Linked DNA regions of Homo sapiens: region 2 is linked to region 1. A link is an interaction called in ENCODE POLR2A ChIA-PET data of the cell type or tissue named here. Cell type or tissue: OCI-LY7. All regions are shown on one strand. Links, peaks and the distances in the headings refer to the core of each region. The heading gives the core; the rest is flanking DNA.

What was found. ChIA-PET counts read pairs that join two places held together with the same protein. Peaks named below come from ENCODE experiments on the same cell type or tissue, not always from the same donor. Only the 100,000 strongest peaks of a DNase experiment are listed, where the experiment ranks them.
Region 2: POLR2A ChIA-PET joins it to region 1 with 6 read pairs; 2 of 35 experiments call an interaction of 5 or more read pairs at or near these places.

The regions. Positions count from the first base shown.
Region 1 is chr16:89,480,663-89,488,460 of GRCh38, forward strand. All of the region lies in intron 1 of ANKRD11 (ankyrin repeat domain containing 11), which reads right to left. Among named protein-coding and RNA genes, the nearest start is that of ANKRD11, 6.0 kb to the right of the region's middle. RefSeq lists enhancers at 6,586-7,086, 7,087-7,587, 7,366-7,635, 7,786-7,798. In OCI-LY7, for the core only: no CTCF peak of the experiment used is centred there; DNase peaks (open chromatin) are centred at 4,339 and 5,209; H3K4me3 peaks cover 2,733 bases; H3K27ac peaks cover 2,269 bases.
Region 2 is chr16:88,979,526-88,985,924 of GRCh38, forward strand. LOC124903756 (a long non-coding RNA gene) reads left to right here and starts at 1,538. Exons shown (of 2, transcript XR_007065183.1): 1 at 1,538-1,704; 2 at 2,431-2,761. RefSeq lists a silencer at 2,647-2,849 and enhancers at 3,934-4,434, 4,140-4,199. In OCI-LY7, for the core only: no CTCF peak of the experiment used is centred there; a DNase peak (open chromatin) is centred at 4,376; H3K4me3 peaks cover 2,155 bases; H3K27ac peaks cover 4,336 bases.

The DNA.
Region 1 (7,798 bases), core at 1,538-6,537:
TCAACCTCCAAAATCTCTAACCCCCTTCTGTTTGGACCCAAAACCACTATCTTGGCCCACATTTTACACTGTCCTGACAAAATATCTGAGGGCAAATACCAGTCTGCCTTGGCCATTAAAGTCATTTAGGCAACACATCTGCCGAGCTGAGCAGAGCCAGCAGGTACCCATCTAACACAAGGCTCCGTCCTGGGCTGTGCCCCTCAAGAATTCCCCAGATAGCCATTTCCTTTCCTCAACTGAGATGCCCACTTCTCCCTCCAGAATGTGGGCAAATCACACCAGTGACGTCCACATCTGTCAAATGTCCCCAGGGCAGAGAATGGAGAGTGACACACAGTAGGCACAAAATAAACAGCACCCAGCTTCTGCCCCACCACCCCGTTCCCCATTCCTGCTTTCTTTTCTGTCTCCTTTGCTCTATCGTTTCACAAAGCCACTCTCCTAACTAATGTTTGCCCCATTCCCTCCACTGGGAATCAATTCATCTTCTCTTTTTCCAAGTCTTTTTAATGAATACCAGTTAACACCATGAAGTCTTCACAATTCACCTACACAGTGTGCTTTCGAGTCCCCTTCCCTATTTCAAGTTTCTCCAGGTTCTCTTGTAGGGATCTTCTTAAGGCTGCATGTGATGTCTTGTGCCTGTCATCCCAGCACTTTGGGAGGCTGAGGCAGGAGGACTACTTGAGGCCAGGAGTTCAACATCAGCCTAAGAAACATAGCGAAACCCCATTTCTACAAAGAATTTTTAAAAATTAGCGCACGTCTGTAGTTCTAGCCACTCATGACGTTGACGCAGGAGGCTCACTTGAGCCCAGAAGCTCAAGGATGCAGTGAGATATGGTCACGCCACTGCACTCCACCCTGAGTGACAGAGCAAGACCTTGTCTCAAAAAAAGAACCATTTAGGCACCATGGTGTTGCAAAGCCAGTGCTTTCATCTAGGCATCCACCGCCTGCAAACTCTGACACATCATCTTCTGCCTCAAAACAAGTAAGCAAATGAAATTCAGGTCTATCATTGCAAACCCTACACAACCCAACTCCAGTCATGCTTCCAGGTTAATCTGCTGTCATCTTCCATCTTCTTGGATGGGCTTTCGTGTTCAGACACGTCTGGCTGACATTCTCACGTTACATGCGGCCTTCCCAGCCTTTGTCCCCAGCCTTCCCGAAGTCGAAGATGCCCTTACTCTGATTTCTGCAGTGACATTCTACTGATTCTTTTTTTAAAACAGAAACATAGCTTACAGTTAAAAAAAAAAAAAATAGCACTTCTTCCCTTAAATCTCCCAGGTCACAGAGCCTTTCCCTCCTCTGATCTATGATCTCTCTTTTCATAAGAACCAATATTTAATGCAAGCTTTAGTCAACTAAATGCATCTTTCTCCCAGATCTCAGAACAGGAGGCCACAGCACTGCACCCAGTGAGCAGCCAATGAACATCTGTGAAGGAAATCAGTGAAACATCAGAAAAAGCAGAGTTTGTCTAGTTTCAGAAGTCCCTTCTATAAAACATGTAGCTCCTTCCAGCTAAAAGAAGACACAAAGCTGTTCTCCCACTGTAGAGCACACTGCACCCCATTTGGAAAAGCAGTCAGGTGAGCCACACGTCAGCCACACCGTGCTTTACAAACATGCCAATGTGTGAACGGTCAGTCACAAAGACATAAAAAAAGATGACTGCCCTCATCAAAACTGCCAAGGTCATGAAAAACAGGGAAACGCTGAGAAATGGTTGCAGACGAGATTAAGGAGACATGACAACTAAATGCAATGTGGGATCCCGGATGGCATCTGAGGACAGCAAGGGAACATTACTGGAAAAACCTCCAGCTTGCTCACCCCTGGAACCTGTGAATGCCTTAGGTTACGTGGAAAAGGGAACTGAGGTTACTAATCAGCAGAGAGGGAGATGACCTCGCAGTGCTCGGGTGGGCCCAATTTGTAACCACAAGGATCCAAAAGTGAAACAAGGGCCAGGCACAGTGGCTCCATGCCTGTAATTCCAGCACTGCTGGGGGGCTGAGGCGGGAGGATTGATTGAGCCCAGGAGGTCGACGCTGCAGTGAGCCTTGATTGTGCCACTGCACTCCAGCCTGGGCAACAGAGCCGAGACTCTCCAAAAAAGCGGGTGGGCAGCAGGAGTCAGAGAGATGCCATGAGGCTGGCTTTGAAGACTGAGGAAAGCACTACAGGCCGAATGCAGGCAGCCTCTGGAACACGGAAAAGACAAGAACACAGATTCTCCCCTGGAGCCTCCAGAAGGAACCAGCCCTACCTACCCAGATTTTAGCCCAGGCAGATCATGTTAGGCTTCTAATCAACAGAACTATAAAACAATAAATCTAAGGTTATGGTGGTTAGTTACAGCAGCGCTGGAAAACCAACACGGGCAGCACTGACACAAGTCCCAGCACTTCTCCAACGCCCAAGAGCTGTTCTCTGTCTCCCTTCCACACCCTCCATTTGCCTTCACTCATCCCCCTGAACCAATATATTTATGGGCTTAGAAGAAAGCTATTAAGGAAAAGGCACAGATTAAGTTCTAAGACAGATTTTCTCCTCAACTCTCTAAAACTTCACCGTACCATTAGCTTCTACTAAATGTCCTTTTTTACAAGAGTCAGTTTCAACATCATCTTCTTTTAAAAGCCAGTCATCTGGTGAGAACCCAAGTTTAGCAGAATCAGATCTAAAGACTTTGCCAAAGAAAAATCAAGCATGAATGTAAATCTCATTGAATATGCTTAACATTTTACCTGAACTGTAAGTGCAAGCGTGCATCACTTTTCTGAGTTTCACACTAAAAGATAAAGGATACAATTCAAAGATACCTCTCGCATGTGTCAGGGGAAAAATGCCTGTGAGAAAATGTTTAGGCCGGGCATGGTGGCTCACGCCTGTAATCCCAGCCCTTTGGGAGGCCAAGGCAGGCAGATCACCTGAGGTCGGGAGTTTGAGACCAGCCTGACCAACACGGAGAAACCCCGTCTCTACGAAAAATACAAAATTAGCCAGGAGTGGTGGCGCGTGCCTGTAATCCCAGCTACTCGGGAAGATGAGGTAGGAGAATCGCCTGAACCCGGGAGGCGGAGGTTGCGGTGAGCCAAGATCATGCCTGGGCAACAAGAGGGAAACTCCATCTCAAAAAAAAAAAAAAAGAAAGAAAATGTTTTGAGTGTTAGCATATTTAATATATTAAGCTCTAAAGAACTTCAAATTTCAGATAGACTATTCTCAAAGTAACAAAAATATCTATGTATGTAATTTAAATAAATTAGGAGCCAAACATACAATTATAGTGAAGAAAAAATCCACAAAGTCTAAAAATTCCTTGAAATCCGAATCAACTGTGGGGCTGTGGAATACTAACACTACAAGCTCTCGAGACGCTCTTCGGCTGCCTGAAAGCTGGATTTCTTCTTTGTCACCATCAGAAAAGGCAAAGGTTATTCAGTGCTCTGCACATCCTTTAATCAGCCAGACATCTTAGTCAAAATCATTTTTAAAAACTTAATCCTTTCAAGAGTGGTGCTCTGGGGTTTTTTTGGTTTTTTACTTTTATTTCCTGTTTTGCAAGATGTAAAACCACATCTAGAAACATGGTGGATACTAACAAAGCTTGATTTCTTAAGAGAAAAATAAGGTCCTTCACTGCGTCTTACCTTCTCTATTTTAGATAAGTTTAAACAGTACAGCCATAATGATTTCAAGTTTACATCATCATCCAGAATTAAACCAAAGTCTTCTTTGATTGTGTCAGATATGAATGCAGCAGTAAGCTAATCCTAACTCTAGTAAAACCTCAGGAACCAAGCAGCCTACGCAATCTTCCCTTTACTTGGAAATACTGCATTCCAAAATTTATTCTAAGCCATTAGCATCCTAAGTCTGAAAAGAGCCATAGGGAGTCGAGGAAGGGCAACTTACTATCAATGCACCAAGAAAAGAGGTTTATTTGCTAATTTTACATAAAAAATAACCTCTGATATCATAAAGTTATTAGGCATTTACAAATAACATTTCAATTTCAGCCATTCTTAAAAGTCACATTTTTTAGAGTTAAGTAATGAAGGGGAAAGTCTTCTGAATTTTACCATGACAAAAGAAATTTTCATATGGTATAAAAATGGTTTGTTGAGAAAAAGCCAACATTTTCAAATAATGAACAGGTACACATTGGTTGCTTTACACGTGGAAAAAAGAGCCCTACAGATTTCCAGGATAATAAATAATTCACTGCACAGATGCGAAGGACAGGCCTGGAAACAGGTCTCACCCTCCACCAGCCACAAGGACGCTGTAACTGAGACAGCAGCACCCTGACAGCTGTCTCAACCTTGACCTCCAAGAGGAAGAGAGAAAGCGGGTGTGGGGAAGCCCAGAAGACTGGATTTTCACTCAACAGGATTCGGTCCTCTAGGCCCCTGAAAAATCTCAGCCATACAGACAGGACGGCTTACTTTTATTTTCACACTGAAAACCCTCTTAACCCTTTATTCACAGAGCCAGCTTTAGCACTGTGGGGTTTCTGGCTAGGCGCGGTAGTTCACACCTGTAATCCCAGCACTTTGGGAGGCCAAGACGGCTGGATCACCTGAGGTCAGGGGTTCCAGACCAGCCTGACCAACATGGGGAAACCCCATCTCTACTTTAAAAAAAAAAAAAAAAAAACACTAACTGGGAGTGGTGGTATGGGCCTGTAGTCCCAGCTACTCGGGAGGCTGAGGCAGAAGAATCACTTGAATCCGGGAGGCAGAGGTTGCTATGACCCAAGATCGTGCCACTGCACTCCAGCCTAGGTGACAGAGACTCTGTCTCAAAACAAAACAAAACTGTGAGGTTTCTTAGAGCTAGAATAGTATCTGAATGTTTTCAACCACAATCAACCAGTTCCCCTCCACCAAATACCCTAGCCCCTTACTGTAAACCCAAAAATCTAAAACAAGTCGCAATCTCCCAAATATACCCACAATTAGTCTTTAAAAAGCAAACTTTTGCCAATTACATAACAGTTTCATTTACAAAGAAACTTTGAAAACCTAAACATACAGAAAAAAATCAATAGGGCACACCTCCATTTCGTTGTCTTTCCCTCCAAAGAGATCATTTTTTCTTCATTAAAATGCTAAAACTTTCATATCACTCCACCTGCTCAGCTACATGTGACCAGAGGGGCCTCCGGACAAACGAGACACTTAATCCTCATAAGCAGCAGCAGCAAACCACACTTAGTCCAGACTGATTTCAACCCATCCTTTACAGTCACTGAGACCTTGATGGAAACGATGAGGAAATCTGAATAAAAACTGCTTCTGGCCCTTCTACTCTGGCCTGAAAACAGCAGTCCTGCTAAAAGTGCTTTCACAGAAAGCACTTTCTTCCCACAAAGACAACTCTCCCTTTATGTTTCTTTATCTCTTGTTCTGCCTTAATTGTGAAAACTGTCTTCCCACCTTTATCTAAGTTATAAAAGCAAACTTGTAATGAAAACAAAAGGGGGCTGAGCACAGTGGCTCATGCCTATAATCCCAACACTTTAGGAGACTGAGGTAAGCCAACCCCAGAAGGCTGAGGCCTACACAACACAGGAAGACCCTGTTTCTACAAAAAGTAAAATAAATTAGCTGGGCACGGCGGCACATGCCTGTGGTCCCAGCTACTCAGGAGTCTGAGGTGGGAGGATCGCTTCAGCTCAGGGAGTCGAGACTGAAGAGAGCCACGTTCACGCAACTGGCCGCTGCCCTCCAGCCTGAGCAACACACCGAGACCCTGCCTCAAAAAAAAAAAAAAAAGACTTACTAAAGGAAGTGATATTACACTAAGACGCAAAGGCTGAGTAGGAGTTATCTTGGAGTTTGGGGGGATCTGCATGAGATGGCAGCGAGGTATGTCGAGGCCATGCCACAAACTATGGCACATGGCCCAACTGAGGAAAGGCAAGGCCAACGCAGCCAGAATGACTGGAAGCTTGGGGCAGGGTCAAGAATGGGGCATGGTATCAGAGTTAGGCCACAGTCACCATTTGGGACGTTATCATAAAAATAACATTTGAGGCCAGGCATGGTGGCTCACGTCTATAATCCCAGCACTTTGGGAGGCCGAGGCAGGTGGATCACTTGAGGTCAGGAGTTTGAAACCAGCCTGGCCAACATGGTGAAACTCCAGTCTCTACTAACAATAAAAAAAAATTAGCCGTGTTTGGTAGGAGGTGTCTGTAATCCCAGCTACTTGGGAGGCTGAGGCAGGAGAATTGCTTAAACCCAGGAGGTGGAGGTTGCAGTGAGTCGAGATCATGCCACTGCACTCCAGCCTGGGCAACAAAGCGAGACTCCGTCTCAAAAAAAAAAAAAAGAAAAAAACAATTTCAAATTAAGAGAACACACACTGAAAACATTTCAAAATTTCAAGACAATAACTTTTATTTGAATTCATTCCATTTTTCTATAAAGTTTATCAAACGGGCCACACTGAATTCCCACAGAGCACTGACTACACAAGAGTCACAAACTGACGCAGCCACCAGACAAGGGATGCACCATCATTTTCACCGATTAACTACAAATACCTTGCTATTAAGAGACACTCACCCATTACACTTACGATTTGAGGATGAAGGGAGTTACACAGAGTAATGGACAGATCAAAACACTTATTTTGGCAACAAAATGCAGATTATTTTCTGAGCCAGCATTTACTGATACTCTCTAATTATGTTATTTAATTGATGATGGGCTCTCTGCCCATATGCAAAATAAGACTCCTCTTATATTTGATGAAGCATAACCTTTCTATGTCAAATCTACTTAAAAAGGCACAAAAAGAGGCCGGGCGCGGTGGCTCACGCCTGTAATCCCAGCACTTTGGGAGGCCAAGGCAGGTGGATCACAAGGTTAGGAGTTCAAGACCAGCGTGGCCAACATGGTGAAACCCCATCTCTACTAAAAATACAAAAATTAGCCAGGCGTGGCGGTGGGCGCCTGTAATCCCAGCTACTCGGGAGGCTGAGGCAGAGAACTGCTTGAACCCCAGGAGACGGAGGTTGCAATGAGCCAAGATTGCGCCACTGCACTCCAGCCTGGGCGACAGAGCGAGACTCCAAAAAAATAAAAATAAAATAAAATAAAAAGGGGCACAAAAACTTCTTGGAAAAATACTGTCCAACACAAACAGCATAGTTTCCTTCACTCTATTTGTAGGGAGTTCTACTTGCCACCGTATCAACACTGTAATTACCGCTAACATGGCAGCCGCTCGTCATCAACAGCCCATCTGGGAGGGTGTGATGGCACTGCTGGTATGGGGTGCCCAGCATGGCCAGTCCGGAGAAAAGCATCTGGCGGTGGCAATGCAAGTCAGAAGGCTGACGCAAATGAGAGCTGCAAAAGAGGAACTCAGGTTTTAAAGGTGACACCTTTAAAAACAAAATTCTGGTAAATTGTGTTATGTATATTTTACTACAGCAAAAATAGAACAGAAGAAAAAAACTGCTGAAAGTTTCAAGTTTAGGTCAAATTTAGCACTATCTTGTGGGGAACTTTTCAACAAACTTAAGAGGCATCACGAAGAACAGAGAAAACGTCACAGCAACTTGGTCTTTGTTCCCTCCCATCCAGTTCCATTCAGATGGCCAGCCTATCGAAGGAGATCCTGCTCTTCGGGGAGAAACTACAGAAAGAGGAGAACAACAGCTGAATGGAGGGTAGGGGAGGCCACACCAACTATACGAGATCCAATGCAAGGGTCACAATGAAGGCTGAGCAAGACATCCGCCCCCCCCCCTTTTTTTCTA
Region 2 (6,399 bases), core at 1,400-6,399, 500 kb before region 1:
AGGGGGCAGTGGGGGAGATGACGCCATGTGGGGGTGGGTGAGGAGGCCTTCCTTCAGGCAGGGTGTCTTATGTTTGCCTTCTCTTCTAGCATGTAGGAACCCCCCCACCCCCAACACACACACCCTTCACTGCTGGATGAATAGATGAATGAATAGATTGATGAATGAATGGGTGGGTGGGTGAGTGGATGGGTGGGTAGATGATGGGTGGATGGGTGGGTGGGTGGATGAGTGAATGGGTGGATGGATGGGTGGATAGATGGGTGAGTGGGTGGATAGATGGGTGAGTGAGTGAGTGGGTGGATGGGTGGGTGGATGGATAGATGTGTGGATGGGTGGGTGGATGGATAGATGGGTGAATGGGCGGAAAGATGGGTGAATGGGTGGATGGATGAATGGATAAATGGGTAAATGGGTGGGTGGATGGAGAGATGGGTGAATGGGTGGGTAGGTAGATGGATGGGTGTGTGGGTGAATGAATGGTGGATGGGTGTGTGGGTGGGTGGGTGGATAGATGGGTGAATGTGTGGATGGGTGGATAGACGGGTGAATGGGTGGATGAGTGGATAGATGAGTGAATGGGTGGATGGATGGATGGATGGATAAATGGGTGAATGGGTGGTGGATGGATAGATGGGTGGATGGGTGGGTAGATGGGTGAATGGGTGGATGGGTGGATAGATGGGTGAATAGGTGGAAGGATGGATGGATAAATGGGTGAATGGGTAGGTGGATGGATAGATGGGTGGATGGGTGGATGGATGGAGAGATGGGTGAATGGGTGAGTAGGCGAATGGATAGGTGGGTGGGTGAATGTGTGGATGGATGGGTGGATGGAGAGATGGGTGAATGGGTGGGTAGGTGGATGGATGGGTGTGTGGGTGAATGAATGGTGGATGGGTGTGTGGGTGGGTGGGTGGATAGATGGGTGAATGTGTGGATGGGTGGATAGACGGGTGAATGGGTGGATGAGTGGATAGATGAGTGAATGGGTGGATGGATGGATGGATGGATGGATGGATAAATGGGTGAATGGGTGGTGGATGGAGAGATGGGTGAATGGGTGAGTAGGTGAATGGATCGGTGGGTGGGTGAATGTGTGGATGGATGGGTGGATGAATGGGTGCGTGGATGGGTGGATGGATGAGTGGATCAGTGAATGGGTGGGTAGGGATGGATGGGTGGATAGACAGGTGAATGAGTGGATGGATGGATACATGGGTGGATGGGTGGATAGGTGGATGGATGGGTGGATGGGTGGGTGGATGGGTGAATGGGTGGATGGGTGGATGGATGGGTGGATGGATGGGTGGATAGATGGGTGGATGGGTGAATGGATGGATGGATGGATGGGTGAATAGATGGGTGCATGGGTGAATGGGTGGGTAGGTGGATAGATGGGTGGGTGGGTCAATGTGTGGATGGATGGGTAGAGGGGTGGGTGGATGGGTGGATGGGTGGGTGGGTGGGTGGATGGGTGGATGGGTGGGTGGGTGGATAGGTGGATCAATGAATAAGTGGTAATATGGTTTTATGTAAGTCTCATGCCAGCCCACTTTACAGAGGAGGGAGGAGGCCCACAAGGGTGCCATCCCCAGTCACAAAGCCTGGAGAGAGGAATGTAAGTCGCGAAGCCGCTCCAGAGGATGCTGAACAGTGTCATGTACGGAGGAGCCTTGCCCCGGCTTTCTGGTCCTGAATAAGGTGTGGACAGTTGGGGTGAGCCACAGAGGGAGTGGGGGCCGGGGGTGGAGGCAGGAAAAAACCTGCCCCGGGTGTTCAAGGCAGTGCAGGTGAAGCGGCTCATAGCTGGATGCTCAGCCACTCCCCAGCTCAGGGCACGGCTGAGCAAACCCAGAACCACGGAGAAGGTGCCATGGCCGGAGGGCTGGGGTGATTTGGGGAAACCTGGTACAAAGTGGTGCAGGATTCCAGGGCTCTGAGACTGCAGTTACTGGGCGCTCCTGCCACCCCCAGAAAGAGCAGGTCTACCTGGGGAGTCCGAGCCGAGGCGCAGGCCGGAGACACCCCAATGAGAGCACGGAACTGGAATCGGGGTCTTCACCTTCCCGGTGTGTGGACTCCTTGGGCATCTAGTAAGCAAATAAGTTCACAGAATTATGAAGGAAACCCATTTTACCAAAATACAGCTACCACCCCGTTAGAACATTCTGGTGTAGTGAGCACTGTGCTTTTCATTAAGCCATGATTTAAAGTGGTGAGGCGTGGGAACCGCATTAGGAGACGTGGTGGTGAGTGGAAGGCGAGGGGGGTCTTTTGTGGAGCCCTGGACCCTCCCAAGGCGTGGCTGCTTGGGGCCCACCAAAGTGGCCCTGGGGCAGCTCTATCGGTGTCAACGGCACAGGCGCGGCTGACACCCTGGGGAGGTGCCCACGTTCTTGGTTACAGGAAAGGCTAAATTTTGGTTAGAGACACGACACAATGCCAGATGAAACTCATCCAAGTCCACGGATCCCCTGAATTCCAAGGAAAGAACCGCGGTTCCAGCTTCCCTCGAAGGTGTCCCCCGGTCCCGCTCACCACCTCAGCTTCCAGGAGTCTCCGGTGGGACAGCCGGAACCCCACTGAGGGTCTCGAAGTCACAGGCCCCTGGTTCACACTCAGCATTTCCTGTCTGTGCTGGGTACGCTTGGGCAAATGTCTTGACCCGTTTCCCCAACTGTAAAGTAAGAAGGTAACAGAGTCAGCTGAATGGGGGTGTGGTGAGGATTTAATAAAACCGTCCACGTTTGGACTCTCCTATGGTGCCCGTGAAGGTGGGCAAGCACGGACGGGCAGCTGTGACCCCTGCGAGATCCCTGAGCCGTGAAGGGGCCAGCCCAGGGGGACAGTGGAATCCCCACACCGCCTTCTGGCCATGGCCGCCTCCGGGGCAGGCGCGTTGCTGCTAGAAAGCTCTTCCTAAATTGAGCTCAGGTCGGCATCCCTGCAGATGCGGCCCCTCTCCGGAAGAGTGCTTTGGAAGGGAGAAAGGGCTCTCCCAGCCCCACCGCCGCCCCCTGGAGTCAGCCACAGCCTCCTCCCCCACAGCCTCCTCCCCCACAGCCCTCCCGCCCCCATGGCAAGAGACCTGCTTCAATTGTGATGTGGCTGCCCCGCCCCTCCTCTTAAACCTTCAGTGGCTGCCCACCTCCCTCAAGATCAAGGCCAGACCCTGAAGGTGGCTGGGGGCCCCTCCACACTCTGCCCCAACCCTACATCAGAGCCGCTTCTCCTGAGGGTGTTTCCTCATCTCTGGGCCTTCCCCAGCCCTCCCATCGAAACTTGCCTCACGTGGCGGGCTCCTACCCAGCCCTCAGAGCCCATAGGAAGTGCCCTGTCCTGTCCTGGGCTCCACACCCCCTGCACACCTTCCTGGGTTCCACACCCCCTTCACACCTTCCTGGGCTCCATGCCCCCTGCACGCCTCCATCACAGCATTAGCACCTTGGGTTGCAGTTGCTGTGGGCTGGTTTCCTTGGACCCACAGGAAAGCAGCCCTGGGCGGGAACCTTGCCTGTCTCCAAGGGCTGTGTTCCCGGCACAAGGCGCAGGGCTCCATGGGTGATGACTGGCTGGCGGAGTTTGGCACACCCACCTCTGGGTCCCCCACACGACACCTGGAACTTCTCTAGGCTGAATTCCACCTCTCTCGCCCTCAGGACTCCCCTGGGGCTCTGCCCCACACACATCCCAGGGAACACAGAGGAAATGGCCGGTCTCCCCAGCTGCTTCCGAAGAGCAGGATGGGCTGAGACTCCAGGCCCGGCCGCCCAGCGCAGCCTTGGGACCCTGGGGCAGCCCCCAAGGCCTAGGGGGCTCAGTGGCCTTTGCCCGGACAGGAGGGCCTTCCCCAGCTCATCAGCCACCCCAGGCGGGTAGTGGGTGTGGGACAGAGAGCTGACGGCAGTCAGAGGCCACAGCCCCACAGGACCCGCTGTTCCCTTGGCTGGCATCCTCCTCCCCTCCTGAAGCGCATGGGGCTGAGCCCAGCAGGGTGGAGTCTGAACAGAGACAGGAATTTGAGCATCAGGGCAGCAACAGCGTCGCCCCCGCTTCCTGAGCACCCTGGACTTGCGGGGGACGCTGGTGACCTGGTGGCATATATTCGGTGTCTGACAGGACTGGAGAGGTTAAGCAATTTCCCAGGTCACCAGCGGTGGGATTTGGGACTCAGGCTGGGTCTAAGCCAGTCCTCTCCCTGAGGCAGAGAGCCTGCTGTGGCTACACCCACCCAGCTTCCAGGACACGGAGCCCTCTGCCCACCGTGGTCTCTGCTCCTCCCCAGCGCCCAGGAGGCATCAAGACCCGGCAAGGCTGCCCGTTCTGCAGAACAGGAAACCGAGGCTCCCAGAGGGGAAAGTCCCAGCCTCCCTGGGGGTCCCAGGGTCCTGGGCTGCTGCACCCCAGCTGCAAAGGGGGAAGCCCCGTCCGGAGGCCACTTTCCCTGTAAGGAGCCCAGGCGGGGTGAGGGCTGCGACGTGCCGGTGCCGCCCCGGTTTCCCTCTGACTCAGGCTGAGGCGGCTGCCCCTGTGCTGGTGCCATGTCTAGTCCGCAGGCCCCACACCGGTGACCTGCCCTCATCTCATCTCCTGTGAGTCCGCGAGTCCACGGCTCTGCCGACGGGGGGTGGTGTGTGTGCAGCAGAAGGAATGAACGAGGGAACCCCTGCCCTGTGCTCTTCCTCTCCTCCCCTCCGTCCTGCCTGGGTGTTCACAGCAGCTTAAGAGGGAAGAACGTGGCCCTGGCCTACCCACCAATGTTCTAGAACATTCTGGAACATTCTGTTCTCAGCCCGGAGCCTGGGAACTGGGTAAACCTGGGCCATCGAGCGGCATCCAACATGAGGAAAATACCAAGAGGCTGGTGTGTGGTTCTGTGTGTGTGGCGCGTGGCGCGTGGTGCGTGGGGAGAGGCAGCCGCCCGCCCTCCAGAGCCAGGGTGCCACCTCCTGCGTCATAGACACCTCCCCCAAGCAGTGCCAAGCTCCTGCCTCCCACCAGTGGCTACTTCGGGCTGCAGTGGGGCCTGGGGCCACGGAAGACCCAGCTAGGTCTGGCCAAGAGGCCCAAGGATATTCCAGGCACCCGGAAGGATCCGGAAGGATCTGGGAGTCTTGGGTTAAGAACCATGCAGCCTGACCTGCTCCAAACGTGGACTTCGTCCCTGAAGAGGCTGCAGGACCCTAACCATTCGCGTCCTGGGCGATTGTGAGTGTGATGGACGATCACAGCACTGTTATTGTATCTTAGAGCTGAACTGGAAGACAAACTGGCCTGTATCCAATAAGAAAAAAACTTTGTGTTTTGCTTCCATTATTTATTTTTTCTGAGGCAGGGTCTTGCTCTGTCACCCAGGCTGGAGTGCAGCAGTGCGATCTTGGCTCACCGCAGCCTCCACCCCCTGGGCTCAAGCGAATCTCCTGCATCAGCCTCTTGAATAGCTGGGACCAGAGGCGCCCGCCACCATGCCTGGTTAATTTTTTATGTTTTGTAGAGATGGGGCCTCACTATGTTGCCCAGGCTGGTCTCAAACTCGTGGCTGAAGCGATTCTCCTGTCTCAGCCTCCCAAAGTGCTGGGATGACAGGCATGAGCCACTGCACCCGGCCTCATGGCTTTTTAATAGTTAGGTTTCTATTGACCTTGTTTTCAGACACACACAAGCTTAGAGGATATAACACAGGCTTGTGGATCAAGCACTCTGCTTCACTGAACTTGAAACATTTTAAACATCAGATTCTTTTAAGGCGCCTTTGGGTGCCCTGGCCTAAAACACCCTTCCCACTCTGCCCGTGTTCAGTCCTGACTCCAGACACCGCGGAAAGTGAGAGGGGTCGGGCAGGGGAGTCCAGGGGTTCTCAGAGCGCAGTCCCTGACCCTGCGCCCATGTTCAGTCCCGACTCCAGACACCGAGGAAAGTGAGAGGGGTCTGGGAGGGGAGTCCGAGGGTTCTCAGAGCGCAGTCCCTGACCCTGGGAGCTTGTCAGAAATCCTCACCCACCCAGGATCTGTGCGTGGGGCACCTGGGGCTGTCCTGGGTCTGCTCCGATTGTCCCCGAGGGGATCTGGAGGGACGAGGTTGCCCCGGGGTCTGCTTGGGGACAGGGTGAGCCAGCACTGTGACTCTGTCATTGCAACGGTTGTCTCTCCCCATGGGTGGGTGGAGGGACTTCCCTGAGGCTCTGGGACCTCCCTGGCAGTTCCAGCCACCTGAGCTCGGAGCACATGTCTGTGGTGCTTGGCGTGGGGGTGGGTCCAGGGTCCAGCCCCTTCCTGGCTGTCGCCTGCAGGCCTGACCCGGCTAAGGGGGTCCAACCTGGCCTTATCCGTCTAAGGGGGTCCAACCTGGCCGGCCCGAGAGGGTAGGGCTTCTTGGGAGAAAGCTGAAGGTCATGGA